Regions from separate parts of the Homo sapiens genome. Here all the other regions are linked to region 3. Evidence: read pairs that join two places in POLR2A ChIA-PET (ENCODE). Cell type or tissue: MCF 10A. All regions are shown on one strand. Each heading gives the region's core, and the rest is flanking DNA. Links, peaks and the distances in the headings are about the cores only. Region 1 overlaps PPFIBP1 (PPFIB scaffold protein 1). Region 2 overlaps PPFIBP1 (PPFIB scaffold protein 1). Region 3 overlaps PPFIBP1 (PPFIB scaffold protein 1). Region 4 overlaps PPFIBP1 (PPFIB scaffold protein 1).

The links. Peaks named below come from ENCODE experiments on the same cell type or tissue, not always from the same donor. Only the 100,000 strongest peaks of a DNase experiment are listed, where the experiment ranks them.
Region 1: POLR2A ChIA-PET joins it to region 3 with 14 read pairs; 4 of 35 experiments call an interaction of 5 or more read pairs at or near these places.
Region 2: POLR2A ChIA-PET joins it to region 3 with 27 read pairs; 4 of 35 experiments call an interaction of 5 or more read pairs at or near these places.
Region 4: POLR2A ChIA-PET joins it to region 3 with 15 read pairs; 5 of 35 experiments call an interaction of 5 or more read pairs at or near these places.

The regions. Positions count from the first base shown.
Region 1 is chr12:27,538,275-27,546,182 of GRCh38, forward strand. All of the region lies in intron 1 of PPFIBP1 (PPFIB scaffold protein 1), which reads left to right. Among named protein-coding and RNA genes, the nearest start is that of PPFIBP1, 18 kb to the left of the region's middle. In MCF 10A, for the core only: no CTCF peak of the experiment used is centred there; a DNase peak (open chromatin) is centred at 4,557.
Region 2 is chr12:27,547,065-27,553,412 of GRCh38, forward strand. The region is part of intron 1 of PPFIBP1 (PPFIB scaffold protein 1); the gene reads left to right. Among named protein-coding and RNA genes, the nearest start is that of PPFIBP1, 26 kb to the left of the region's middle. RefSeq lists an enhancer at 1,745-2,944. In MCF 10A, for the core only: no CTCF peak of the experiment used is centred there; DNase peaks (open chromatin) are centred at 2,367 and 2,867.
Region 3 is chr12:27,623,432-27,631,339 of GRCh38, forward strand. All of the region lies in intron 2 of PPFIBP1 (PPFIB scaffold protein 1), which reads left to right. Among named protein-coding and RNA genes, the nearest start is that of REP15, 69 kb to the right of the region's middle. In MCF 10A, for the core only: no CTCF peak of the experiment used is centred there; DNase peaks (open chromatin) are centred at 3,890 and 4,230.
Region 4 is chr12:27,554,177-27,562,084 of GRCh38, forward strand. All of the region lies in intron 1 of PPFIBP1 (PPFIB scaffold protein 1), which reads left to right. Among named protein-coding and RNA genes, the nearest start is that of PPFIBP1, 34 kb to the left of the region's middle. In MCF 10A, for the core only: no CTCF peak of the experiment used is centred there; no DNase peak of the experiment used is centred there.

The DNA of each region.
Region 1 (7,908 bases), core at 2,522-7,521, 84 kb before region 3:
CGTGCAGGAACTTTGCAGGAAGCAGGTAATCAAATTTTGGGGTTTTAACTGCTCAAGTACCAATTCGGTGGTGAGTTAAGGTTGTCTTTGAAGGTTCCTTCCAGCCCAGTGATTTTGAGATCTGGCATCTACTTGTTATTTGAAATTGTACTTTGTGATAGGAACTTTACTTGCAGTATCTCAGTTAATTATGACGTAGCACTAGCATTACCTCCATTTTACAGATGAGGAAACTGAGAATTTTTTCCAACACTGACTCTCAAAATGGCTCTTTTCTGGATTTGTCTTATTTCTTCAAATAGATTATGGACTAGTTGAAGACCATGACTGCCTTTGTTGACAATGCTTGCTACCTGGTAGGAACTCAGTAAATATGTGATGAGATGATTGGTTCATTCAACCAATATGCATTAGGCCTATACCAGGCTCCATGGAGATGCAAAGATGCCCCAGCTAGAAAATGCAGTATTAGTTATACTCTAAGCTTGGCCTCCTACCTGGGCACGAAAGTAGTATGGAATGGTGGATCTTGGGCTCTGGAGTTAGATGGACCTCATTTGTCAAATAGGGGCAGTAATACTGTATACTTTTGTAGCAGTAGTTTTCAATTGCAGTGATTTTGACCTGTAGCAGTCATTTGGCAATGTCAAGAGACATTTTTTGTGTCACAACCTGGGGGTGGGGGTGCTGCTGGCATTTGGTGGGTACGTTCCAGGGATGTGGCTAACCATCCTACAATGCACAGGACAGCCCCCCACCAATGAAGAATTATCCTGCCTCTAAGTATCAGTAGTGCTGAGGTTGAGAAATGCTGCTTTAAAGAGTTGTGAAGATGAAACAAGATAATGACTGCAAAGAGTTTGGTGTAGTTAGCTGTTACTCCAAGAAAGCCATCCCAAAGACTGCAAAATCATACTTTGAAAGGCAAACACCAAAAGGCTTAATTTCATCAGCATCAGTGATTCTTGCCAGTGAGAAGCCTTATGCTAAGGATTTCATGCTGTCCTGTTTAGGAGTGGTGACAGACTCACTGGAGATTGTTTATGTTACACTGTGTACTACCATGAGCTGGCGTGGGTTTATCAGAGCTGTAAAAGCCATTATTAGTTTTTAGGATATTCCTGGTAAACTTCCTGCTTGCTTTACTAGTTTGTTCTGTGGAGATAATTTTGGTGTGCGGGTTTAAATCTTCTGATGGAAAATGTTTTGACTATCAAATTCCCAAAACCTGTTTTGATACGTGAGACATGAAACGTTTTGGTTTTCACATCAAGAAGCCCTATGTTTTTCTAGCCTTGGATTTTAAACAAAGCAGCTTTCCCCACTGTTTACTGCCTTACCTGCCTATCTGTGGGAGTAGAAGGGTGGAGAGCTAGCTGCTGGATTTCCATCTATTGTTTATTGTGGATTTATATTTGAAATTGTTACACTTTTTTTGTAATTATAAAGGTAATATATGTATCTTATAGAAAATTTGAGTAACATAGAAAAAATAGAGAAGACACAGTTAAAAAAAAGGCATCAGTAATACTTTCACATGAAGGTATAATTAGCTTTGGTGTGTTGGTGTGTTTTCTTCTTTTTCTATTCCTATATTTTTTCCATAGATGAAATATTCTGCGTATGTAATTTTGTGTCCCACTATTTTTAAAACTTCACATTGTTTTATTTTCATTTCCTTACACTACTAAAATGTCTGTAAATATTTCTAAGGACTGTAAAACATTCCATCTGTGGGTGTTTCATTATTTAATCCCATTGTAAAAATATAAAATATAGCCTATTTTCAATTTTTTTTTTTTTTTAGAGACAGGGTCTTCCTCTGTCACCCAGGCTGGAGTGATGTGATTATAGCTTACTGCAGCCTCAAAATGCTAGGCCCAAGTGATCCTCCTGCCTCAGCCTCCCATGTAGTAGGATTATAGGCATGTGCCACCATGTCTGGCTAATTTTTTTTTTTTTGTAGAGACTCTGTCTCAAAATATCAGTAGTACTGAGGTTGAGAAACGCTGCCTTGAAGGGTTGTAAAGATGAAACAAGATAATGAATGCAAAGAGTTTGGCGTAGTTAGCTGGTACCCCGAGAAAGCCATCCCAAAGACTGCAAAATCATCCTTTGAAAGGCAAACACCAAAAGTCTTAATTTCATCAGCATCAGTGATTCTTGCCAGTGACCCTGTCTCTACAAAAAAAAAAAAAAGTGATCTTCAGCCTCACAAAGTGTTGGGATTACAGGCATGGGCTATTGCACCCAGCCTATTTTCAATTTTGACGAGCATTTGTGCATTCAGTATTTTCTGTATTTCAGATCATTCCTGTCTATACAATAGATGATCACATGTGGAACAAAAGGATTGGATATGTGTGGATATTTTGATTAGTATTGTTGTCAGCTGCCCCAAAGCTTCTACTAATTTTTGCTCCTGTTAGCACAGTGATGTTCTCATATTAGTAGCATTTGATAATTTTCTAGGAGAAAATAAATTTTGTTTTTCTTTTTAATGTATTTGATATTATTGAGCTAAATCATGTTCATATGACTATTGGCTGTTTCTTAACAAACTGTTCATGTTCTCTGCCCATTTATTGGGAATTAGTATTTTTCTCATTTGTCATAAACTCTAGTTCGTGTATTTCACTTATGAATCCTCTATCATAGTTGCTGCAAATATTTTCACCTGCTGTTTCTAATTTTTAAATTCGGTTTGTCTTTTATTTTTGTTAGTGATATGGAGGTTTAAAATATTTATGCAGGCTAATCTATTGATTGTCTTTTGCACTTGCGGTTCTCCAACTTTCCTCTGTCTATACTAAAATGAACCCTTACTGCTCTGGAAGTCTCTATTCTGAATAATCAGTGTTTAAAATTATATCCCAAAGTAGGGTATCACAGGGTTTCCTGATGAGGATAAATGGGCCTGAAGTGCTTATGGGCACCCACTATGTATCATGGGAAAACTTGCACGTGTGTGTGTGTGTGAGAGAGAGAGAAAAAAAAAAATAGAGAAAGTTGGTGAGAAAAGGGGAGGCTGTTTTTGGGCCGAGGGTTGTTTGTTTGGCTTTTTCATTTCTTTTCCCTTGATAGAAGTGAGCTTACTGAAGGCAGCGGGGCTTCCATAGATTCCTGAAACATCTGAGTGACTGAAACCAGCGGCTTGCTGAGCGAGCTGTGACTACACCTGGCAAGGGGTGTGTTAGGCATGTGTTGAGTCTGTGAGAAGGCAGGCGGAGCAGAGACTCAGGCCACATCCCATCCAGTTCTCACCCCTTAAGTTTTGCTCTTTGAGGCTGCAGGCTGTTGCTCAGCCTCACCCAGGTTGAGTCCTGTGGGAGGACTCATAGGAGCCCACAGCCCTATTGCAGCTCACCAGCTGCACTAACTGTAGCTTGAAGACGAAGGTAACAACTAGCACTTACCTGGCACTTAGCTGTTTTGCAAAACCCTTTCACTAGGGCTTTTATAGATGCTTCTCACCTCAACCTTATGAGCTTAAATACTGTTTCCATCTCCATTAATTTGGAGGAAACCACCACTCAATAGATGCATCATTAAAATCCAGAGCTTCCGACTCCAGGGCTGACCTGCTCTACTTCAGAAAGAATTCCATCATTGTGTTTTCTGGTCGTAGTTTCTTGGTGGTACTATTAGGCAGAGGGTGGCACCAACTGTTTTAGGTTTTGGAGTCAGACATATCTTGACTGGAATCCCTACATAGCCCTATCTTGGCACTGTGACTTTGTTACTTACCCATCCTGAACCCTGGTTTTCTCATCTGTGAAATGGAAATAACAATGTGTACCTTGTAGGAATATGGTAGACCCTCTGGATCTGAGGGTTCCACATCTGGGGATTCAACCAATAGCAGATGGAAAATATTTGAAAAAACAAAATAACCATACAACAATAAAAATACAAATAAAAAATACAATGCAACAACTATTTACATAGCATTTACGTTGTATTAGGTCTTAAGTAATCCAGAGATGATTTAAAGTATATGAGAGAATGGGAAGATGTGTGTAGGTTATATGTGAATATGTAAGGAACTTTAGCATCTGCGGATTTGGGTATGTGTGTGGGTATCCTGGAAACCAATTCCCCATGGATACTGAGGGACAACTGTATTAAAAAGATTAAGTTGAGATTGGTGCAAAAGTAATTGCGGTTTTTGCCATTACTTGCAATGCCAAAACAGCAATTAATTTTGCGCCCACCTAGTATATGCAAGATGCCTAGTGCAGCACCACTGTGCTCATTCATTGTAGAAGCTCAGTAATGATTGTTTCTGAATCTCAAAGCTGAAAATGCTGCTGTTCTTTTTTTGTTTGTTTAAAAGTTTTAGAATTGCTGGTAGATCTGCACAGACGGGAAATTCTAGTGAATATCACTATATTTAGATGCTAGAAACACTTCTTTATCTGATCTATTTATTTTTCTGTTGAGTAGACTTTCTTTTCTGTTGTGGATAAGTCATCTGCATCTCTCAAATCCTTATGCTTAGAGAATTGCGTGATGACTCCTCAGCTTAGGATTGTGCTCGTAGGCAAAACATGTTTTGTCTACGTGTTCATGTAAAAAGCACAGACGGCTCTCTTGAAGGGCAATAACCCTTCTCTTACACATAGTTGAGATTTTTGGCATCATTCATGGAGTTGTTACTTGCCTAGGCTTCATAAACATTCAGGTACCAGAGCAACATTAAAAAAGAAGATTGTAGAAACTCATGAGAAAAGACAAATCTGTTACATAACCCAGGGGAGGCAAGTTGCTAAGTAAATTTTTATTTTTCATCCCATCTAAAAGTTAGGTTAGATTTGATGGGTCTTTACGCCAGACCTTGTTCAACCACATAAAAAAAACTCCCTGAAATTAAATCATTTTTGCCTGAAGAATTTCAACATGAGGTTGTCTTGCCATTGAATGTATAATGTGTGTTTATTTAGGCTTTTTCATTTTAATAAATTGAGCCAAGTAACTACTATAAATACTTTAATTTAGAATTATAATCCAATGCAGTCTTTTTTCTATGGAGTTAAAAATACCCTTTGGGAATCCTCTTTAAATGTGTCCTGGACCTTCTTATTTTTTTATCCCTGCTACCATGGTTGCATTTTCAATAAGAAATCAACTTAGTATTAGAATATGAAGTTATGCTAATGTAAGTGGGGCTTTATTGGGTTAAGGGTTAACATTCTTACATCTGTTCTGGGAACTTTAGATCCGTTGCCCTATGGTTTTTTCATTTTTTCCACCTTTTGGTAGGAAGGGAGAGACAATGAGGAGAAAGTCTTTTTTATATGATTTATACAAGTTTATAAATTAGAGTTTTAATATAATTCACGCCATGTATATGCTTCACCTAAAACATAGATACAGTTAAGGTCAGTGATTATGTGAAATTTACATGATTTCTAAGTTTCCTGTCATGTTTAGAGTTCAAGGATCAAATTGAGCATACCGTTGGCTAAATCTTATAACGTTTGCAAGCTGAGTGCAGGACGTTGTGAAATGCCTCACCCAATTGTAATAGTCAGTAGGAAATTCTTTTCCTAAAATTTCAAGCCTGTTGCTTGTCTTTTTTTCCCAGCCCCCCACCCCGCCCCTGCTTTTTTTTTTTTTTTTTTAAGACAAGGTCTCACTCTGTTGTCCAGGCTGGAGTGCAGTGTCGTGATCATAGCTCACTGCAGCCTCAACCTCCAGGCTCAAGCTATCCTCCCACCTAAGCCTCTCAAGTAGCTGGGATTACAGATGCACACCACCATGCCCAACTAATTTTTTGATTTTTTAATTAGACATAAGGTCTGGCTGTATTATCCAGGCTGGTCTCAAACTCCTGGGCTCAAGTGATCCTTCTGTCTCAGCCTCCCAAAGTGCTGAAATTATAGGCATGAGCCATCATGTCCCCCCTGATTTTTAAATTTGCAGCCAAAGTGGACATTTGGAGGCAGAGGTGTTTGTGGTGATAATGGTTAGGAGAGAATGGACAAACAAACTTGGTACTGACTTGACTATTAACTGACAGGATACAAAGGACTAAAAAATATGCCTAGTGATGGGCAAAGACTTCATGACTAAAACACCAAAAGCAATGGCAACAAAAGCCAAAATTGACAAATGGGATCTAATTAAACTAAAGATCTTCCGTACAGCAAAATAAACTGTCGTCGGAGTGAACAGGCAGCCTACAGAATGGGAGAAAAGTTTTGCAATCTATCCATCTGACAAAGGACTAATATCTAGAATCTACAAAGAACTTCAACAAATTTACAAGAAAAAAACAAACAACCCCATCAAAAAGTGCGCAAAGGATGTGAACAGACACTAATCAAAAGAAGACATTTATGTGGTCAACAAACATATGAAAAAAAGCTCATCATCACTGATCATTAGAGAAATGCAAATGAAAACCACAATGAGATACCATCTCACGCCCGTTAGAATGGCAATCATTAAATAGTCTGGAAACAACAGATGCTGGAGAGGATGTAGAGAAATAGGAACGCTGTTGGTGGGAGTGTAAATTAGTTCAACCATTGTGGAAGACAGTGTGGCGATTCCTCAAGGATCTAGAACTAGAAATACCATTTGACCCAGCAATCCCATTACTGGGTATATACCCAAAGGATTATAAGTAATTTTACTATAAAGATACATGCACACGTGTGTTTATTGCAGCACTATTCACAATAGCAAAGACTTGGAACCAACCCAAATGCCCATCAATGATAGACTAGATAAAGAAAATGTGGCACATACACAACATGGAATACTATGCAGCCATAAAAAAGAATGAGTTCATGTCCTTTCAGGGACATGGATGAAGCTGGAAACCATCATTCTCAGCAAACTAACACAGGAACAGAAAACCAAACACCACATGTTCTCACTCATAAGTGGAAGTTGAACAATGAGAACATATGGGCACAGGGAGGGGAACATCACACATTGGGGCCTGTTGGAGGGGTGGGGGGCAAAGGGAGGGATAGCATTAGGAGAAATACCTAATGTAGATGACGGGTTGATGGGTGCAGCAAATCACCATGGCACATGTATGCCTATGTAACAATCCTGCACGTTCTGCACGTGTATCCCAGAACTTAAGTATAATAAGAAAAAAAATAAGCCTAGTGATCCTGAGATAACAATCCAGTTGGGTAGCCTCATGCTGATCCCTTCAAATCACTTTGTCACCAGCCCTTTGAAACAGAGCCAGGATAGTACATATGAGAACCCAGCAAGTTTCACCAGGGATTTCTTGTTGCTGGCTGGTTGGCTCAGGGAGTAAATAGAGTAATTAGTGCTCATTAGCACTCCCACGAGCTATAATGCATCTACCTGAGGCAGAGAGATGCTTGCCTGTGTTCCTGAAGCATAGAAATCTCCATGTGATCTCTTCAGTCCAGACATTTTTGCACTGCAGAAACAAATGCCAACTTGGCAAGAGTAAAATCCTCCAAGTGCCTCAAATAACAGTAGGCAAAACCCGTGGACTAGGGACAGAAGGCTTTCCTAGGAACGGTTAGTGTGTCTAAGAAATTGGTGTGCTGTTTAAAGCTTTCTCTTCTCCCCCAACCGGCCGCCTCTCAGTGTATGCGACTGAGGTGAACCAGATTAGTCAGAGATGTTGGACACGGTAGTCGTATAACTTGATCCCCTCAGCCTCTTGTCAGCTGTACTTCAGAAGCTATAGTCTCCATTAATGGAGGGTCTGGATTGTAGAGTCATTGAGAAAGAAGAGAGAGCAACCTTTGACGGTGATCTGCGGCCCTGTCCAGGACCTTGTGCCATTGATAGTTCTTGTTCCTGTGAAATATTAATCTGTGGTATGAAGGTGGGAGTCACAAAGGGAGGAGGGAGCCAAGTTTTGGGGGCTTGGTACACATGCCTGGAGAAACATGTAGATAAGTT
Region 2 (6,348 bases), core at 840-5,839, 77 kb before region 3:
TACTTAGGTGGAACTGTTCTTGCCGGGTAGCTTTAGAATGAAGATTTGCTAGGATTTGAGGTTATAAAGTAAATATGTCTTTTGTGGGCAGCCATACTCTGATGGTTAAGGTTGGGAACCCCAGATGTGGCCTCCTTTGCTCTGGTGGCAGTTTTCAATGCCACATGATGTTGGGACAAGCAAATCACTACCTTTGCTAGGTCTCGCCGCCTTTACTTGTGAACTTGCTGTATTCCTGTGCATTAACTCCTGTCCCTGTTGACTGGGTTGGTGTTCAGAAAGTGATCTGAGCTGAATATCAAAAATGTGTAGTTTTTAAACTGAGTGGCTGTATGACGAGTATTTTTCAAAGACGGTTATCAGCCTTTGTAGGGCCTCTGAAGGAGCCTGTGACTTCCTCGTACAATTAGAAAAATAATGCTCTGCATTAGTTATCTTAGAAAACTGCTGCTGGTCTTAAATTAGGTTCCCTAGAAGCAGACTCTGAGACCAGGAGTGGGGTGCTGAAGGATTTTGGGGGTGAGCTCTCAGGAGACACCTGTAAGGAAGGAACAAGGCAAGATTGGGCAGAGGAGAAGCTGACTGGCAAATGTGGTTGCGTCTGAGACCCCAGCCACTTCTATGGGGAGCGCTGGATGGTTCTTCAGAGCTGTCCCCATTTGAGCAAGGGGCTGGACTTTTGTTTGCCTACATCAGCTAATTCCTGGCAACTGGCCACCCCTTCTGGGGGTATCACTTTGGGTGAGGCTGTGTCCTGCAGCTGGCTGAGGACCTTCCTTGTGAACCATCAGCAGCTGGGGATGGGTGTATTGGCCCTAAAAAGGACGTCTGGGTGGAGCAATATAGTGTCTACTATACTGTCCCAAAGAATCTAACCCTTTGAGAAAGAAACAAGTGGGTAGCGCCAAATGCCCGGCATATGGCAAGTCCCTTTATATGGAAAGTTAGAAAGTCTGGATCCCTTAGCAAAACTGAGGGAAGAGATTATAACTGCTTTGTGAACTATTAAATAAACAGATCTCCAGCCTCTTGGAAGTTTATGAGATCCTTGGATAATATGTACACCTGATTACGGTGTAACAGGGCTTAGCCTCTATATTTGTGAAATGACTGACCCATAATTGAATAATTTTCCCCAAGCATGAATTACTGCACGTTCAGAATATTCATCCTATGTGTATATAAATGCAGTTGAATGGGTCGCCGTAACAAAAGGCAAGCAAGTGAGTGAGGCACACAAACTCAGACTTAGAACCTTCCAGGGGGCCCTGGGGATGGAAGGCAAATATAGGAGGTTATAGCTTTGGTTCCTGAATCACCTTATGTGATATTTTAGTCATAGTCGAGGATAATGATTTAGGAGTTAAATTGCCAAAGGATAAGTCAATATGCTTTGGCGGGGGTAGGGAAGAATCAATTTTCTGGCATTTCCGAAAGCCAGTTGCACTGAACAAATGTCTAAAACTGGCATGGTTTGTTGTATAAGTGGGATGAGTAGACAAAGCCAAAGTTATACCTAATCTCTTTCCCAACTGCAGATTAAGTCATATCTGTAAAAGGCAACATGGTTTTTCTTCTGCATTTTCTGCCTTCTAGTAAGTGAAGGAGGCAATGGGTTGTGCTCCTCCATCATCTGAGTAGTTTGAGTGTATTTTGGGGACTGGAGGTGGGGAAGCCTGATGACTTCGTCGTGGCATAGAGCAAAGGTGATCGGGGGTGTGTGTTCAGACCATGGACTTCGCTTCCCAGTGAGCCCCCTGGACTCTGTGTATTCTTTGCCTTTATCTGCATTGCCACCTGGAAGCTCCGTAATGTCAAGTCCTGGAAGATATTACTAACCTGTTTCCATTATGGGTGTAGTAGAAATATAAGTAGGTCACTGTTCCTAATTCAGAAACTGAAGAGAGTCAAGCTGCCATGGTGACAGGTTCTGTATAAAAACACCCACCTCTGAACCTCTTGGAGAGATGTGATGATTTGGTCATTGGATGTGAAGGGGATAATCTGCCAGCTGGTTTATTGCATTGGCTAGAAATAGGAGATGCAGAAACTAAAAAGCTCTCAAGAAGTCATCAGATGAGAAGGAAATTAATGTAGCATAGTGATTCTGCTGTAGAGGAAAGGCTAAAGGTGAGACTCTTGAATATGTGCACCATTTCTTCTGCAGCTCTTGACTTGGATGATCCTTCTCAGTGTGATCCCACGAGTGTTTGGTGATGATCTGATAGTAGAAAGGGCAGAGCGATTTAACTTTGTGCACATCTTCCTCTGACTTCTCCATCTTTCTAACATGCCTGTACGTGTGCCTTTATCATTGGCATTCTGGAGTTAGGGACATGACCTTTTCTACAGTCCGGATGAGGAATCTCCAACTATGACTTTTCATTGTGACTCACGTCTGCAAAGAATGAATAAAGAAGAATTTGTTGGCCAGGAAGTGTGTACTATGCAGAGAGAAATAATTGTTGTTGGGAAAGAAACTTTTGAAGAACCAGAATTAAAAAAAAAAAAAAAAGAAGAATGAAGGAAGTCTATCAAGAAAAGGAAGAACCAGAAGTGATCTGCAGGGTGTTGCCTGGAGATATGGGAAATAAATCAAGAACAGAGAAATGGGAAAAGATAAAATAAAAAACATTGCCGGTTAGGACCAGCTGGGGTCCTAGGAAAGTGGCAGTTCCAGCGGGGCTTGGAAAGCTACTGAACCACTCACTTATGCACACACAACTGCCCCGCCCTCTCCCCTTCTTTGGCCCCCATTCACCTGGTGTAGGAGGGTCTGACACCCTCACCAGGGAGAGTGCTATTTGGCTGTTTTGAAGGCGAGACCTTGAAGCGTGGGAGAGCTTCGCCTCTTTCGTAAGCTGATGTTGCGTAACCTCCCGGAGAGTCAGGACCTAGTGGTTAAGGACACAGGCTTTGAAGCCAGGCAGATAGGGTGTGACTTAAATGCTGGACCTCAGAAAAATGGCTTATTGTGAAGGGTTTAATGGAGCATAATGAAGTAAGTGCTCAAAACTGTTGTTAATATATGCCAAGAGTTATAACTAAATTTGTAAAAAGCACCTTCTTATACTCTCAGGCAAACTTTGAACCCGAGCTCGGCTTCAACAGGGAGCTGGACTCTATCAGTGGCCCCATGGGGGAGCTGGGCAGTAATCCAAGGCTCCGGGTGGGGTGTTTGAAGCAGCTGCAGATCCTCGTGAAGGGCTCTGGGTGCCCATACATTGTCCCTATGGAGTTTCTGTACTTAAAGCCCCTGATTTTTTTTGTAAGCTGCTCCAGCTGGGATGTCTGCACACTCACACATGTTAACCTAGAATGGATTCAGGAACTATTTTAACATTTACATGGATAATGGGTTGCTTTGTTAAGTCATATGTAAATTTTTATTTAGCTCCTAACCATCTCCTGTACACAAGACACTGGACTCACAGGAGTGCAAAATGCAATGGTGTTAGGGGTTTGTATGGATATGTTATTCGTGCTTTATGACAACTCAGAGAGAGGTAGGTAATATTACCAGTTTTACAGAGATTAAATAACTTGCCCGAGATCAAACAGAGATTATACCTTACTACATGGACTCTGTGCCACCGCGAATTGTAAGACACATTCCAATATTGGAGATGTTAAATTAACCTTTAAAATTAACGAAATGTGGTAAGTCACAGAGCCTCGATTCTACCCCATACTTGGCTGATTTCAAAGTTTGTGGTTTTTTCCCTCATCACATGTAAGGGCTTGCAATCCTGTCTTAACTGGTGAACATAAAACAAACACAAATAAGAGGACAATTAACATTTGTAAGACTTGAAAGGGTGGCATTAATAATAATAATAATGGTTGGTGTTTATCACTCACTTACTCTGTGGCAGTGCTTTCATGTGCTTTGTTTGGGGGTGGGCACTAATTTTATATATATATATATTTTTTTTTTTTTAACAAACGTGAAAACTGAGATAGGTACTCTTATTCCCATCTTCTAAAGAGAAAACTGAAACAAAGATTAGTTATGTGACCTTGGGAGATCTTCTCCAAGATCACATAGCTTGTAGTAAAAGTCAATCTGCACCATGGTAGTTAAGAGTTCAAGTTTACTTATAACCACGACAGACCTGGTTTGAGTTCCAGAAGAGTGTGATCTGATAGACAGGTGCTCAGTGCTCCAGGAGCACCTAACCCAGCCTTGTGGGGGTCTGCAGGCACTCCCAAAGTGGACGGCACCTAAACTGAGAAGGCAGTGTCCATCTCTCTATCGCAGGCCACCGTGCTGCTAAAAATAATCATGGTTGCCCTATGTTACTGACCTCCACTAGTACTACGAAGGTCTAAACCTGGCATTAGCTAGTAGGAACTGGCTTTATTTATAGTTTACATCCTTTCCACTTCCCAAGAGCAACAGAGGAGGTTTAAAAGGAACATTGTAAATTAGACAGTTGCTGAGAACCAGAATGATGGCTACATAAAAGGTCTTGGAAATCCAAAAAAATAGAAAAAAAATTATTTGATGTTCCATTGTGTAATGTAAGTCTCTGGAGATGAACAGCTGGGTATTCTTCCTACAACTTTTAGGCTACGGCGTGTAGTCTCCGGTGCCAAGAGAGCTCACACACTGGCCAGCCAAAGTCTCTGTAACAACTCAATCACTTGGCTTTTCATGTTCGTCTTAATTCTTTTTACAGAATTAATGATTTTTATTTTGAGTTAACATATTGCTAAAGGATGTGAAGATTGTGTGTCAAGCTGGCATCTTGAAATAAAACAGTATGTTTACAAATGGATAGATATCCTGTCATTAAAAATAAATTTTGACAGACTGTGGTTCATAAGGAGACCCATATTAGAAGACACCGAAAGAGCCTTCAGAACATCAAATCATAATTGCTGAGTAGCAGACTGCGTTCCAGGTCCGTGTCTGCCCCTTCAAGAACATCTGACCCCTAGTTTCCTCATCTTTAAAACAAGGGGGATGGGTTAGATATTCCCAGATTTCTTGAGCTCTAAAATTTGTTTGACTCAAACATTTCTAATGAATTCTCACACAGCGTTTGTTCTGACTAATTCATCAGGGTGCCTGCCTAACAGTAAATGTTGAATTTGTTTATCTCCGAGTTCTGTTGTCAATGAATTGAAATGGGTGTTATATTTTAAATTCTGATTGTCCACTGATTGCATGTCAAAGAGAATGTATTGCGGGCATTTCTCCTGCATGTCTTTGGAATAGAGAAATTTATTGTTAATGAAGAGAATTGAACCGCTATCAGGTTAGGGGTCAAGAAACCTTTTGGCTGCAGTAATCCCAGACAGTCGACTCCAGAGCCACCGGCCAGCCAAGTTGTCTTGAACTGCAGTCAGGAACGCTGACACTGGATCAAAAGGCAACTGTTTTGGTTAGTTTGAGAGAGGTTCTGCTGCAATGGAACTTTGAGGGTGGGACTAAGGAGAAGGCAGGGCTGAGGATGGGAGAGAAAAATTGTACTCACTGTTATGTACCAGAGGTGGAATTCTAGTTGTGATTCCAAATCGATGTTTCTCAGGGAGAAAAAGCTCTTCTCTTTTTCTCTGGTTCAAGACCATCTGACAACTCGGAACATAACTCATTTGATAACTCTGAACTTAAGTTAAAGAAAACATTATTCAATGATACTTGTTAAAGCATGGAACAAAGGATCATTGCTACAGGGCTTTGCAGTGGGGGAGAGAGATTGCGTTCGATTCTGAATATTGCATGGACAAGTGGGCATTTATAGCCAAGGAGCAGGGTGGGAGTCAGTGGATGGAAAAATACTAAGAGGAATGTTGGGGTAAGGGGGATTCTGGCTAAATTAACCTAACAGGATTCTTGCTGAAGATAGGCCAGGGTGATCGGACACCTGGGGGATGGTGGAGGATGAGGAGACTGATCAGATACCGAGAGTGGGAGGTTCTTGCTAAACTGACTTAGCAGGGTTCTTTGCTAAACTTGGATTTTACAAGGAAGTGCACGCAGAGGCCTAGGAGAAGATTTATGAGCCTGACTAAAGTTTGGCCAGAAAAAGAATCTTTGCTACATAACTCATTTGATAACTGAACTTAACTCATTGCCAGATGACCCCATATACTGCCCAGGCTGGGGATAGAGGGTGACTGAAAATAAAGACGAACTCAAGCTTACGATGACATGAAGAGAGTGAAACTACAAGTCTGATCTCTCCCCAGGCCCTCAACAATGCCACCACTGTCACCACTCAGTCCAGCTGGGCCGGGGATGGTGCTCACCCACACTCTGGATGAATGCTGTTTTGTGCTCTGCTGTGTTGGTTCTTCTGCAGCCCTTTCTGTCTTACCGATAGGTTGCCCCTGCCCCGC
Region 3 (7,908 bases), core at 1,273-6,272:
TCTCACATCTGTAACCCCAGCACTTTGGGAAGCCAAGGGGGAAAGGATTGCTTGAGCTCAGGAGTGTGAGACCAGCCTGAGCTATATAGCGAGACCTGGCCTCTACTAAAAATAAAAATTTTAAAAATCAGCTGAGTATGGTCGCACCCACCTGTGGTCCCAGCTAGTGGGGAGGCTGAGGTGGGAGGATCACTTGAGCCCAGAAGGTCAAGGCTGCAGTGAGCCGCGATCATGCCACTGCACTCCATCCTGTGTGACAGAGCCAAGACCTTGTCTCAAAAAAAACAAAACAAACAAAAAAACAAGTAAAGGTCAAGATGTAGTTTTCTGGCTTATGCAGCTAAGAGGAAGGTGATATTATCAGCCAAAACAGGGCATATGGGAGCCAGGATACTTAAGACATCAGAGTGTGTGTGTGTTTGCGGAGCCACTGAGTCATAGCTGCACACAGCAAGCATTTGGTGTCCACCACACTAGAAGATGCGGAGCAGATAGCAGAAATACAGTCTGTTTTCAAGGAGCACACAGCTTCATCCAGGAGACAATCACTGTAAAATCAGGGCTGTCATGGAGGTGGCGGTCAGGCTGGCCTTGGAGGAAAGAATGCATGACCCACCTTGAAAAACATGTGTCCCAGGACAAAGAAGAGGGTCCAAGCAGTAGGGGGATCAGTGCATGTCATGGCACAGAGGTGAGAGGGCAGAAGTGTCTTCTAAGGAGGGCATGTCTTTGCAGTATGGTGGGAGGCCGGCAGTCCTGTACATAGTTTATGGTTTGGATTAGAAACTACCAAATGAGTGAGAGGCATATGTGGGAACAATATGGCTTTTAGACTCAAATCTCACTTATTCAGTGACCTTGAACAAATTCCTAACTCCTCCGTGTAGTCATAACAATAGCTAGTAAGAGTAGATATGGAGAATTGCAGCTTTCTTTCAACTTGTCACAACTTATCACAAGATCTTCAAATCTACTGACATTTAATACACATCAGTTTTTCAATAGCAGCAGCATCCTTTATTCGAGAAGTAAAAGATCTTGGCTTATTGTATGAAACTTTTCATCAACTCTCTTCTGGTTATTCCTAAGCATTAATAGCAGAGAGCCAGAAGGCTCATTTCCTTTTACCTCATCCTATTTTCCCTTGCTGCTTCATTTACTTGATTACTTACTAGCTTTGCCTCTTTGTATTTTGTGGCGTTTCATTTTAGTGAACAAGAGAAGTAACTTTTACTAATGTATTGTCATTAATACGCCCTCTTTTGTACTCTGCCTTACAATCCTCTGTGAGTGGCTGTTCCATTTCCTGAATAGCGTGTGCATGTGTGTGTTTGTATTTGTGAGGGTGGTTAAAGTAACAAGTGTTTTATTATTTGGTTTATAAATATTTGGTGAGCCCTTAGTATGCTTGAGGTTATGATAGAGAAATAAAATATCTAAGACAATATGTCATGGTTGAAGGTGTTGAAAATTTTGTGGTTTAAATACATGGATGAAAAAACTGAAACGTTTTATTATGGAAAGCTTCAAATATATAAAAATATAGATAGGATACCCAACTGGGTGCAGTGGCTCACACCTCTACTCCCAGTACTTTTGGAGGCTGAGGTGAGCAAATTGCTTGAGCCCAGGAGTTCAAGACCAGCCTGGGCAACATGGCGAAACCCTGTCTCTACAAAAATAAGCCAGGTGTGGTAGTCCCAGCTACTAGGGAGGCTGAGATGGGGGGATTGCTTGAGCCCAGAGAGGTTGAGGCTGCAGTGAGCCATGTTTGCGCCACTGCACTCCAGCCTGGGCGATAAAATGAGACTGTTTCAAAAAATATTTGTATAGATGGATAGAATAGTATAGTGTACCCCTACATACCACCACCCATTTTCAACAATTATCAACTTATGGCTAATCTTGTTTTATTAATATCTTTACCCTTATTTTATTCTATTTTATTTTAAAGCAAATTCCAAATGTTGTATCATTTTATCCATGAGTATTTTGTAACTTGTCTCTAAAAAATAAGGACTCAAAAAAGATAAGTATAATAGCATTATTAATAACCTTAGAATGACAGTAAGTCCTTAATATCAAATACACACTGTTCAAATTTCCAGTTATATCATCCATTCTATACTTATTTTACAGTTTTTTACAGTTTTTTTTTTTTTTTTTGGAGACAGAGTCTTGCTCTGTCGCCCAGGTTGGAGTGCAGTGGCACTCCAATCTCAGCCCACTGCAATCTCAGCCTCCCAGGTTCAAGTGATTCTCCTGCCTTAGCCTCCCGAGTAGCTGGGACTACAGGCACATACCACTATGCCCAGCTAATTTTTGTATTTTTAGTAGAGATAGAGTTTCCCCATGTTGGCCAGGCTGGTCTCGAACTCCTGACCTCAAGTGATCTGCCCGCCTTGGCCTCCCAAAGTGCTGGGATTACAGGGTGAGCCACTGCGCCTGGCCTTATTTTACAGTTTGAAGCCTCCTCAGGAGGGGCTAAGGTGGGAGGATCACTTAAGCCCAGGAGTTTGAGGCTAGCCTGGGCAATATAGCCAGACCCCATTTTTTAAAAAAAGTATTGTAACATTAGATATCGCCCCTGCTGCCAACATCCCCTACCTTTTCTGGTTTCGCCACCTCCCCTGCCCTTGTTTTGCCCTTTCCAAGTGATTCTGAATTAATTTTCTAGGGATGTTAGAGCAGATTGGTGGTGAGAAGGGCTAATAGATTGGGGAGGAAAAAAACATGTGATGACAGATACAGAGCAGAGAAACAGAAAACAAGGAGGGTTGTATTTAAGAATCTCTAAAATGTTGCACGCATAAGTACCTATAGTGGTTGAGGTTTAAAGGGAGAGGTTTTTTGAATTAAAACCTGAATGGCTTCTTCGGAGCTGTTATTTTTGGATGTAAAGTAAGAAGCTGAGGCGTGGGGAGAGGAATTCTGCCCTTATTTACCTTGTCAGCCAATTCCCACCTCATCTGGGCAGGGCTTGTTGTCCCAAGGAGGAAAGACAGGCCTCAGTGTGTGTGAGTCTAGTGATTGAGTGCGCCTCAGAGCCAGTGGGAGGGCTTGGAAAAACACCGATTGCTGGGCCTGCCTCTGGTGTTTCTGATTCAGTAGACCTAGGGTGGGGTCTAGGGATTTGCATTTCTTTTTTTTTTTGAGATGGAGTCTCACTCTATCGCCCAGGCTGGAGTGCAGTGGTGCGATCTTGGCTCACTGCAACCTCTGCCTCCTGGGTTCAAGCAATTCTCCTGCCTCAGCATCTCCAGTAGCTGGGACTACAGGCTCACACCACCACACCCAGCTAATTTTTTATTTTTAGTAGAGGTGGGATTTCACCATGTTGGCCAGGCTGGTCTCCGACTCCTGACCTCAAGTGGTCTGCCCACCTCAGCTTCCCAAAGTGCTGGGATTACAGGCGTGAGCCACCATGTCTGGCAGGATTTGCATTTCTTACTAGCTCACAGGTGATGCTGCTGTTCCAAACCACTGAACTAGTACCTGTTTCTCCCTTTAGATCTGGTTTGGGTTTTGTTTTAAATTAATTTTTATGAGTACATAGTAGGTATGTGCCTTTATGGGGTACATGAGATATTTTGATACAGGCATACATCACATAATAATCACATCAGGGTAAATGGGGTATCTATCACCTCAAGCATCTGTCATTTCTTTGTGTTACAGACATTCCAATTCTTTTAGTTATTTATAAATGTACAGTAAATTATTGTTGACAGTTGTCACCCTGTTGTGCTAGCAAATATGATGTCTCTGTTTTTAAGATAGTTTCTCTTTGCTGAGATTGTATTGCTGCACACATTGGCAATCATTGCGTAATTGATTAACCTTCTGAGACAGCTTCTTGGCAGAAAAAAAATAAAAAAACTAAACTGTTGAGAAAGGTATGAGTAATTTGTGTGAAAACATATTCTATTTTCATAATGACCACAGAATACTGTGGCGTTCTACCAGCATAGTCGAATGTATGTGAACATTCTCCCTTTCTCTGAAGATTCCTTCTTTCAAGTGTCTTAGTCTCAGTGAATTGTATCTATCTTGGGTAAGAAGTTCAGGGTTCTCTTTCAAGCCCAAGCATTTTACCTAAAGAAAGCTGAGAAAGCTAGGACAAATGTTATTCTCACAAAAATTTAAAAGAAACTTGCTAATTTTCTTATGGCCTTTCTTTTCTTCACAGGAAGACTGGGCAGTGAGCCTGACCTAAAACATCAGTTAGTCAGCAACCGTGCAAAAAATTATGGTGTCCTGCCAATGCTTTAGCCACCACATCCATGCCCGGAACTTTCCTTGATATTTTACCCCATTCAAATCTGCTCTAAATGGGTCCTGACCAAACTTGAAATATACCCTGAACATATTTCTGTTGGTTACCCACCCCCCGCCCCGGTTTAGTCTCTTACTATAATATTTGAATCTTATCCCCAAGAGCTTGCTTATCTAAAACTTTCCTACATTTATTTTTATTAAGCCATTGGAATAGGAAACCAGTAGCCCAAGAACTCCTGCAAACGGAGCTCATTTCTCTGTTTACATCACCCAACAAATAAGAGGCTTCTCCAGTTTGAACTATGACTTTGAACCCCAGCTTCACTCCTTTGTTGTGGTAGTGATTAATGTATTTCCTGGTACCTTTTTCTTTAGCAAGTCATTCAAAGAAGCATATATTAGCCACTTAGAATCCAGAAATAAATTTGCTATTTTGTGAGAATTATTGGATGGTGAATTTTTTTGTTCTTTAGGATTTTTTTTCTTTACTTTTGAGACAGGTTCTTTATCACCCAGGCTAGAGTGCAGTGGCACAATCACAGCTCACTGCAGCCTTGGGCTCCTGGGCTCAAGTGATCCACCTCAGCCTCCTGAGCAGCTGGAACTACAGGCACATGCCACCACACCCAGCATATTTTGTACAATTTTTTGTAGAGACAGGGTCTCACTATGTGGCCCAGGCTTGTCTCAAACTCCTGGGCTCTAGCGACCCTCCTGCCTTGGCCTCCCAAAGTAGTGGGATTACAGGTGTGAGTCACTGTGCTTGGCCTTGGATGGTGAAGTTGTAATTTTCTAAGGGGTTTTGTCCACCCAAAGAACTCAACTATAACTAGCAGATTTCTGGGTAAGCAAAGAATGGGAAGAAATGGAGCTGGATATTCTGAGCCTTTTATTTTGGACCATAGGTTCATATAATTGGATTATTCATGATCCTTGATTCATGACATATTATCATCATAGTCTTAGATGCAGAGGTCCATGCATGTCCAACTTCATTCATTATTTAGTTCTTTTTTAAAGTGGAATTTTTATTTCTAATTTCTAACAACCAACTTCTCTTTCCTAATTTTTCAAATACCAAAGTTTTATTTGGAAAGTGATCCTAGGAAAGACTTAGAGAAATAAAGAAGAGAACTGATAAATCATGCATTATCAAACAAGTTACCACTCTGAGTAGATCTTAATTGTCTGGATAATTCTGGGAACCAATGTAGATTACATGAATCAGAATTTGCTCTTTCTAGGGGGAAAGTGTGCTGGAGTATTTAAAGCTGATAACTTTAAATATTAAAGGGACATTAATTCTCTAGCATTTTCAGACCACCACATCCAATGGCAGAGGGCTCCCTGAAATCTTGGACAGTTAAAAGTTGGGCTGGCATGCATGGAATTACAGAGGGCACCAATTACATCTGCCTCAGTTAGAAGCTAAACGGTATTATTAATTCATCTGTTTCAAAGGCATTCCCAATTAAATTAGTTCTAAATGAATTTTATGCTTTCAACATTTAGCCAACAATGAGTGGTTCCTTCCCAGTTAAAATAAAGAACTTAAATGGGATTGACATTGGGATTCTTTATGCCTGACAAGCTTTAAAGACCATTGCATAGTTTGATGAGTTTTGGCAAATGTATAAACTTGTGTAACCTATATCTCAATCAAGATACTGACCAGAAATTCCACTGGTGTCTCCTTTCAGTCACTCACCATTTTCTGTAAGTAATTATTGCTCTACCTTCTATCGTAGGTTACCTGTTCTTGAATTTCATATAAAAGTATCATACAGTACATGGTCCTTTCTGTCTGGCTTCTTTTGCCCAACATAATGTTGCATGTATTATTTGTTCCATCTCTCTACTGTAGAATAATATTCCATTGTATTAGAATAATATTTCATTATATTAATTATGTGAGGAAGCCCAGGGAATCTTCCTCTCAGAAATATTTATGAGGACTTAAGAAAGTCTTTTTAGAGACCAGGGGATTTTCTAAAGCTTTTTTATTTAGCCTTTTCATTTTTAAAAATACGTTGACCTAGCCCTGAAAATTAACATAGCTTTGTCAACACAGATGCCTGATAAATTAGGCTGCCTCTAAAATAGCTCAAACCATGGGCAAGGCAGAATTTTAATAAATATGGATGGTCTATTCTTAGTACTTCACCACTTCAGGTTGTGTGTTTCTTACTCTTCTGTGTAGTTCTTTAAAACCCATTTGAAATTTATCGAAACTGATTCTGTGGCCTTGCATATATGCCTTATCCTGGTGAATATAACTTGTAGACTTGAATGTATATTCTGCATTTGTGTGTTTTGTTCTATAAATTGAATTTGATCAAGATGGTTGATAATATTTTCAAATCTTGTGTGTTACTGAGTTTTTTTTCCTACCTTACCTGTCAATTCTAAAGAAGGTTGTAAAAGAACAAATGATAGATGGGACAAACAGAAAAGAAATAGCAGGACAATAGACTTAAATCCAACCTTATCAGTAGATTTAAATCCAACCAGGTCAACCATATCTATATTATGTTAAATATAAGTGGATTAAATTTGTCTAATTCTCCCTTAACACCATCAGTTTTTGCTTCATGTATTTGGAAGCTTTGTTATTAGTTGCAAAAACATTTGTGCTTGTTATGACTTCCTGATGAATTAACACTTATCATTGTAAAATATCTTTCTTTCTAGTCATACTTCCTGATGTGTAGTTTTTAAATAAACCCGCTCCTGCTTTCCTGTGCTTACATATGTATGTTATCTCATTTTTCATCCTTTTACTATTATATTTCTTTATATTTAAAGTCTCTATTAACAGCACATAATTAGGACTTAAAAAACTAATCTGATGATCTCTGGCTCTTATCAGCGTTTACTGCATTTGTACTTAATGTAATTTTAAAAATGTTATTTTAAAAAATTGTTATATTTCAGTAGCTTTAGGGGTACAAGTGGTTTTCAGTTACATGATGAATTGTATAGCGGAAGTCTGGGATTTTAGTGCTTCTGTCACCTGAATAGTGTACATTGTACCTATTTTCATCCTCACCTCCCTCTCACTCTTCCTGCTTCTGAGTCTCTGCTGTTATATACCACTTTGTATGCCTTTGCATACCCATGGCTTACTCCAACTTACACAACACTTAATACGATTATTTATATGCTTCAGTTTAAGTCTACCACTTTGGCTATTGATTTTTCTTTCTCCTATGTGTCCATTGTTCCTTCATTACTGCCTTTGGATTTAATAAAATCGTGGCTGAGTCTGCAGGGTTGTAGGAGCCCAGGAATTCAAGACCAGTCAACTGGCAACATAGTGAGACCTTGTCTCAAAAAACAAACAAAAAGTAAAGGTTCTATGAATTCATATTCTCCACAACACTTGGCTATGTCAATTTTTTTCACTAATTGGTTATAAAACATTATCACATTCCTTTATACTCCTCATTTATTACTGATACTAAGCAGCTTTTCATATTTTTATTGGTTGAAAACATTTCTGCCAAATGATTGTTCATATCCTCATGCCTCCTATTTTTTCATTGATTTCTAGGAATTCTACACTTGGAATACCACTGAACTGGACGATTTTGATTTGACTACTTTTAACTTATTAGAGAAGTCTTTGGC
Region 4 (7,908 bases), core at 190-5,189, 70 kb before region 3:
TGCACAGCCTGGTGTAATCAAGAAAACTGTAGCAGTTACACTCATCCCAACATCCCAATTATTCCTAACTTAAATGTTGCCATCCGCCAGATTTCTCAGCCTAGTGAAGCTGTTCCCTCCATTTAAAACAATTGCTTTCTGAAAATTTGTGTTTCTTTGGTAAAAAGATATACACTAGGAGGAAATGATTTGGAATTTAGAAGTGCTCACTACAGGGTTCTTATTCAGTATTTTTATCAGTGATTGGGAGTTGCGGTTGAAACCAGGCTGGGAGAGACAGCTGATGACAGTCAGAATCCAGAAAATAATCCGTACAAACGATGACAATGGTAAAGTGAAGTTGATAATGCTTTAAATAACAAAGCTGTATGTCACGCTGTGAATATACTTGAAAAAAAATCAACTGAAAACTGACATGACTTGGTTTGGTAAAAACTCCCTGGAGGTTTGTAGTTCAGCAGAAGCCAAATCTGTGATATTGCTGTGAATGGAAAGTTCATCTAACCGTGTTTAGCAAATTTAATGCAAGTTAGTGTCCAGTTTCTGGAGATAATGGTTCCTTTGTGCACGTTGTCGGAGATCCTACATCTGGAGTCTTGTGCTTGACTCCATACACTTTAAGAGGAATGTTGCCAAATTGGAATGTTCCCAGTGTTGGGGTGTGGAGATCGTGCTGACACCAGAGGTCTGGAAATTGTGTCCCCTTCGGAGTGGTTTGAAGAACTGGGGCTGTGATGTCCTAGGAAGTTAAGGGAGACAGGGCTGCTATTATAAAACATTTGCCTGCTTGCCAAGCAGAAGAAGGAATAGGCTTGTATTTTTTGATCCCTGAGGACGGACCTCAAATGGCAACAGAGGCTGGGGTGGGGCGTGCATTCTTGTTCGTTCATGGAAGGCAGGCCCTTCCAGTAAGCAAACGAGCCAAGCTGTTGACAGGAGGTGGCAAGATTTATGGAGATGCCTCAGAAAATATTCGGGCTTTCAGCCTAGATGTTGGCTCAGGTCCCCTTCGACAATAAGGTTCTATGGTTTTGTAAAATAGCTAGCACCCCTGGTTCTTTTCAAAAATTATTTTCTTCAGAGAGATAGAATGGTGGAAGAAAGGCACTCTTTGCTGTGGCATAGATCATAGAAAGCACAATAACTGCTTGTTTCTCATGAGAGCTGAAAATGCTCTGGAGATTTCTCTAAATGTGGCTTTTCTTGTTCTTTATTTTCTGCAGATCCTGTCAGGACTATAGATTCCTTATTCCTTTATTTGATTTGGTGTTTCACTCGAGCGGGCTAAATAACAGTGATTATTATATGCAAAAAAGGTTGCTACAGTTATTTTTCCCCCTGATATGAAAGCTAAGCCTTGTTTTCCTCTTCTTGGCAGAAATTGTGCTTTTCTTTGGAGGAAATCATAAATCATGATTGAAAGCAAAAGCTGTTTTGACCCAACTCTTCCCCTTTTCTCTATGGAGAAACAATCACTTGGCGATGATATAGCACGTACGAGACAGATGATCAGAATTAAATTCTTTTATCTGTTAACAAGCTCATCTTTTCATTGACTCAAATCCTTTTAAGAAATATTATTTTGGGGGAAAAAGCCCCCATTTTGTGTTAATTTTTCTGATCCTTTGACAAATATGTTTATTATTCTTTTAAGCAAGTTGGGCACCATTTTACATAAAATTATAGCTTAAATCAGAGCCTTATGATTGAAAGAGACTTTGCATAAAAAAAGCAATTACTTATTTGTCCATGTTAAACTTAGATGCAGTGTTTAGAACTTAAACTGTGAAGTTTAAGTTGAATTATGAGTAATGAATACAGAATATTTTGGAATTAACAATTAGCCTACTGAATAAAGCTGCTTCCTGAATACATCTATTGCTTTTGAAGTCAAGTATTTTCTTGGCATCACAACAGGCCAGTTTTGAGTAACCTTGTTGTGGTTGATATGCTAGTTTCAAAATCTGCTGGAGAAATCAAAGCTCGGTGTGGTTTTCTGACTTCCCACATGATTAACTGTAAGATCCCTGCCATATAGATGGCTAATAATATTTTCCATAGCCACCTGGGAGTAACAAAGAGCATTAACATTCATTACTGCATGTTAATGAAACACATAAATATTGAAAATAAATATTGTATGACTTGAATCTTTAGCAAGGTTTCTATTCTTTGCCAGTGATAACGTTTGTTATCATAGAGTGAAAAACCAGTTTCAGGCGTCACACCAAACAGGAGCTATCATGGTAATACCCAGAAAATGTGACAAAAGGCTAACTGTTGTGGACTTAGCTTGCGTTGTTAGTTATACAGATTTTTTGCAGAGATTTGATATGAAGTTGGGTTTATAGGAATTAGGAATTCATGATGGAGTCTCATGTTTATTGCTTCTTGGTCCGCATTGGGAAAGTTGTCAGTTACTGAGGGAACAGGAAATTTCCATTGTGCTTTGCTGCTGGCAGTCTGGATTTGTGTTGTTTTAGAAGTTTTCCTGCTGTAAGCTACTTTTAAGCCAACACACCCCTAATATTCAAGCGTTCAGCAGGAGAGAGCAAGTTAGAAGACTGTCTCTCAGAATTACTAACAAGTCATCTCACCTGTCTGCTTTAAGCTTCAAACAGGTTAATCCTTGGAATTGTCGGGGGCTAATAAATTAATATATGTAGGCCTGTACTTTTAAGGGGAGTGATTATTTTACATTTGCTCAAACATATATGTTTGAAGGGAAGGAGAGAGGGGGATTAAGCTTCCTAAAATCTCAATAAAGACCCCACCCCTCAAAAAAAAAAACCTCAAAATCTTGAAATAGGTCTTACTGATATGTCTAAGTGGCTTGGATTTTGTTTAATTTCAAAATCTGAAATTGCTTTGAGTCTTTTTATTTGAAAATCCTTCATGACTGGTTTCCATATGTGTTTTAGGAAAAAGAAGGGGGTGTCAGCTTTAGAAATCTCTTCATGGCTTGATTTATTTTGAAATTAGTGAAGAACAAGATTTTCTCTCCTTCTGCTGGCCTTTTTTGTATCAAGCTAAAGTTTTTAGGAGTAATACCATGGTAACAATTTTTTTTTTTTTTTGAGATGGAGTCTTGCTGTGTTGCCCAGGGTGGAGTGCAGCAGCGAGATCTCGGCTCTCTGCGAGCTCCACCTCCTGGGTTCAAGCGATTCTCCTGTCTCAGCCTCCCGAGTAGCTGGGACTACAGGTGCCCGCCACCACGCCTGGCTAATTTTGTGTATTTTTAGTAGAGATGGGGTTTCACCATGTTAGCCAGGATGGTCTCAATCTCCTGACCTCGTGATCCACCCGCCTTGGCACACGCCTGCTGGGATTACAGGCATGAGCCACCACGCCCGGCTACATCATGGTAACAATATTGAACTTTTAATCTGAAAAATTAAAACTGTGGTGTTTCCCAGGAACCCTAAAAGTCTATAGAATGATATTTAATATAGATGTTGGCATGAGTACATTTACAATATAAAAGAACTCTGTCTTTTGAACATCAGCTTTTATACTCATGGTATTTTTACCTTTAAGTCAGATCATGAAAAGTCTCCAACACTGTTGGCATAGTACATTTTGTCTATTTAAGTGCTAAATGCCTCCCTATAGGGGTTTTATATGAAAAATGAGTGATGCAGATGTATTGGGGACAAACCTGGAATTACTGGAATGTGAACTTCCTTATATTTATTTTCAAGCACTCAGGAAAATTCTCTGTCTCTTAGATCTAAATAAATTCTCTAGTTTTGTTTCCTGATAATCCTGGGAGCAGATCACTTGGTTGTTTAAGGGATCCTGTTTTATTTGAAGCTCTATTCCTTTATTTCCAAGAGTCAGTTCTTTTCTTCAACATAGCCTTATCGTACTCCACAAGACTTTGGGTATATGTAGAAAGTGTTCTTTCTACATACGTGGTTCTTAGGACTTTTGTAATGCAGTGAATATATTTGGGTGGAAGTGGATGAGAAATAGTTTGGAATACAATTATTAGACATTTTATTGTTTACAAATGCTTTATTAGTATGCTCACATATTCTCTTTCTTATACCTTTTTCTTTTCCCTAAAGACCTTCTGGGTTTTTTTTTTGTTTTGTTTTGTTTTGTTTTGTTTTAAGATTATTTGGTGCTTGAGACCTGTAGCTATGATTTTGAATGAACAGGGCTACTTCCAGTAATTAGATCATATAATGAAGATTTGAAAGTGCTTATTTTCATTTTATCTCCTGCCCTTCCCACAATGGATGCAGTACAGAAAATCAAGACTATATGTAATTACACAGTATGTTATACACACACACACACACACACACACACACGATATTCTATATAGATCAAGAAATGTCTTACTTCTTTGTGGGCATTGGGGAAAATAGTTTAGGTATATATACTCTTCCTTCCTGCCCCCACCTCTCCACCAACACACACACACACACACACACACACACAAACATACACACACGCTGCCTAGAGTTAATTATAAATTATGCGTATGTTTGATCTTCAGCAAAGTGGAAGCATAAAGAATGGTGTTTAAATGCACTGTAGGGCCCCAATTCGGAAGTTGTGTTATCGCAAAGCTTTACTAGCATGCAAAGCTTAATTAGGTTAAACTTACCTAACCTAAACTTGCCATTAACCTATTTTTCTGGATATAAATCATAGCTATAACAGTGATTTTTTTTCTTTTTATTTATTTTTATAGAGGAAGGGTCTTGCTTTATTACCCAGGCTGGAGTGCAGTGGCGTGACCACACTCACTTGAAGTTTTGGGCTCAGGTGATCATCCTGTCTCAGCCTCCCAACTCTAATAGGTGGGACTACAGACATGTGCCACCACACCTGACTAAGTTTTTTATTTTTTATTTTTGTAGAAATGGGGCCTCACTCTATTGCCCCCAGGCTGGTCTCAAACTCCTGGCCTCAAGCGATCCTCCTGCCTTAGCCTTCCAAAGTGCTGGGTTTATAGGCATTAGCCACAACACCAGGCCCTTAATAGTGATTTTTTTTTTTTAGACGGAGTCTCGCTCTGTTGCCCAGGCTGGAGTGTAGTGCAGTCTCAGCTCACTGCAAGCCCCGCCTCCCAGGTTCATGCCGTTCTCCTGCCTCAGCCTGCTGAGTAGCTGGGACTACAGGCGCCCACCACCAAGCCTGGCTAATTTTTGTATTTTTAGTAGAGACGGGGTTTCACCATGTTGGTCAGGCTGGTCTCGAACTCCTGACCTCGTGATCCATCCACCTCGGCCTCCCAAAGTGCTGGGATTACAGGCGTGAGCCACCGTGCCCGACCCATAATAGTGATTTTTCAACATCAATGAGTATGTATGATATTCTCATCAGTGCTAAATACTGATATCAGCTGTATTCGCTTAATTCTTTATTTACAAAACAACTTTTTAACTAGAAGATTTTCTCTTGTTTCCTAAGGTTTCAGGAATGTAATGGTTCAAGGGGAAAAAACGCCAACCCAATAACACAGTACCAAAACTCTCTGTGATTTTACAATTGGATCATAAGGATACCTGTGGTATTTGAAAACCTAATTATAGTTATACCTCTTGGCATAATTATAAGCTCCTCTCCTTCCAGACACAAAAATTAAATGGTGAAATTTTTATGTACATACATAGCACCAATGTGGAATAAACCCTGCTATTTCTCTACATGAAAAATAAATGTAATTGGGGTAAGTTGACATTTTCTAGAGAGGACATATAGGCTAGGAGATGCTGAAGCTGTTTCTTTCTCCCCTCAGAAACAAAACACTGTAATTGTGATTTGAATTAGAATGTACCATGCCAGGGACTGAGGCTTTCTTTAATGATAAAATACAATCTACGTAATGTTCTTCTGTGGAGAGAATTTGTGTTGACAGGTAAGTATTACACATGGACAACTTTACTCAAATGTTTTTAAAATGTACACCCAGAAGTTTTGTCTTTGTGTAAAATATATTACTGCTTTTTCGTCTTTGAAATGCCAAGGTTTTCCCCTGTGTTCCCAGATAGCAGTCAGTAATCCTGCACTTTAAATTCAAATTATTGGCTGGCTTAGATCCTGACTAAAAATTTGGGAGGAATAAAGGATCATGGATTTGCCTGAGGAAAGATGAGTTCACAAAACCTCAGGAATGAATTAAATGCAAAATGAGTCTGTTTCTTTCGGTGGTTTGGATTTGGGGTTCTTTGTAGCAAAACCTCAAGGATTCTATCAGTTTGGATTTTGGAAATTAAATTAGATGGGACTAGTATTGTCTTTGAGAGAGACTTGTTGAGGACAGACTGAAGAGGAAAAGCTCAGGTGAACACATGATTTGCATCCAGTACATGTTGTAAATTATTGGCATATTTTGGCTGTTCCTCAAAGCAGGACTGGCTGCATCTGTGCTTAGAGGTAAAACTAATAGAGGACCACATTTTGGTTCTTCCTGTGAGCTCAGTACTGTGTGAGTGAGTTACTTACATCAACACAGCCATACGAGTTGAGTATTATTATTACTTCTGTTTTAAGATGAGTAGATAGAGGTTGAGAGGGCTTGGGTAATTTGAAAGGGCACAAAGTCAGGATCTAAATCCAGCCCTCCTGGTCCAGAGGTTTATCCTTGTGATCCTGACCATTCTACCCCACAGGAGCTGCTGTTAGCTTTATTTCTCTGTTGTTGAAAACTAACTTAATATCCTATGTACTAAACTTTTTCTTTTAATAACACATAAAACTGGAAAACAAAAGTTCAGAAATAATCACCTCACCTGAAGAGATGATTTTTGCTAGATTTTGTGTATTGTGGAGGAATATTTTTCCTCTAACCTCTTAAGATCCTGAGGGCCTAAGAATTAAAACAACAAAAGACAGAATAACAGTAAAAAGTCTGTGTGTAAGAAGCTTGCCAACTGGTTAAAGCCAGAGACATGTATACCTAACATAGTGGGGTATAGGGAGGGAATAGTGAGGAGAGAGAAAAGGCCTCTGGGAGGGACCACTGGGTTTCTTTATGGAAGGGGAAGGGGTTTCTAGAGATAAGCAAGTTTGTTCTTGCAATTGTGAGTGGTCTTTTGGTCTTTCTGTCTTCTTCATGGTCACAAAAATCCCTGGAGAGGGGATTTATGGTAGGTTTACTCTTGGCCTCCTTTCTGGGGGTAAAAGCCACCTTAAGAGGAAAATTATGGCAGCCTCATTTTCTTTAAATTTCTGCTTCTAGTCCAGTAAAGGAAGCTCCAAGAAAGCTGCTTTTTGTGTCGGTTGAATCTCAAATATCTTTAGCTTAAAATAATCTTTATAACAACTATGGAGTTCTGAGTGGGTCTCTCTGTAGGTGTTTTGATCTTCTATTTTGTATCGTTGGATAAAATGTGTCATTTTCCTTGCCCTCAGAACCCTCTGATGGCGTCTCTTTTCCCTCAAAAGGAAATCAGTCTTTAAAATGGCACAGAAGTTATGCATGGTCTCTCCTCTCCAGCTTCTCTGACCTCTCCTGATCATCTCAACCTTGTTCAGTTTGCTCCAGCCACAGCTGCCTGCTTTCGTTTCTGTAGTTCTCCGAGCACTCCTCTGCCTCTGCACATTTGCACTTGCTCTTCTCTCTGCTTGGGATGCTTTCCCCCAGAGAGCTGCAGAGCTCACTCATTTCCTTCACAGCCTTCCCTGGCTAACTTATATAAAGCAACAACACCAGGCTGGGCAACATAGTGATAGCCCATCTGTACAAAAAAAAATTAAAATTAAAAATTAGCTGGGCATGTGGTGTGTGCCTGTAGTCTCAGCTACTTGGGAGATTGAAGTGGGAGGTTCACTTGAGCCCAGGAGTTGGAGGATGCAGTGAGCCGTGATTGCCACAGCACTCCAGTCTGGGCAACAGAGTGGTACCCTGTCTTAATCAAATAGTTAATCAACAAAATGAACTAGCGACCC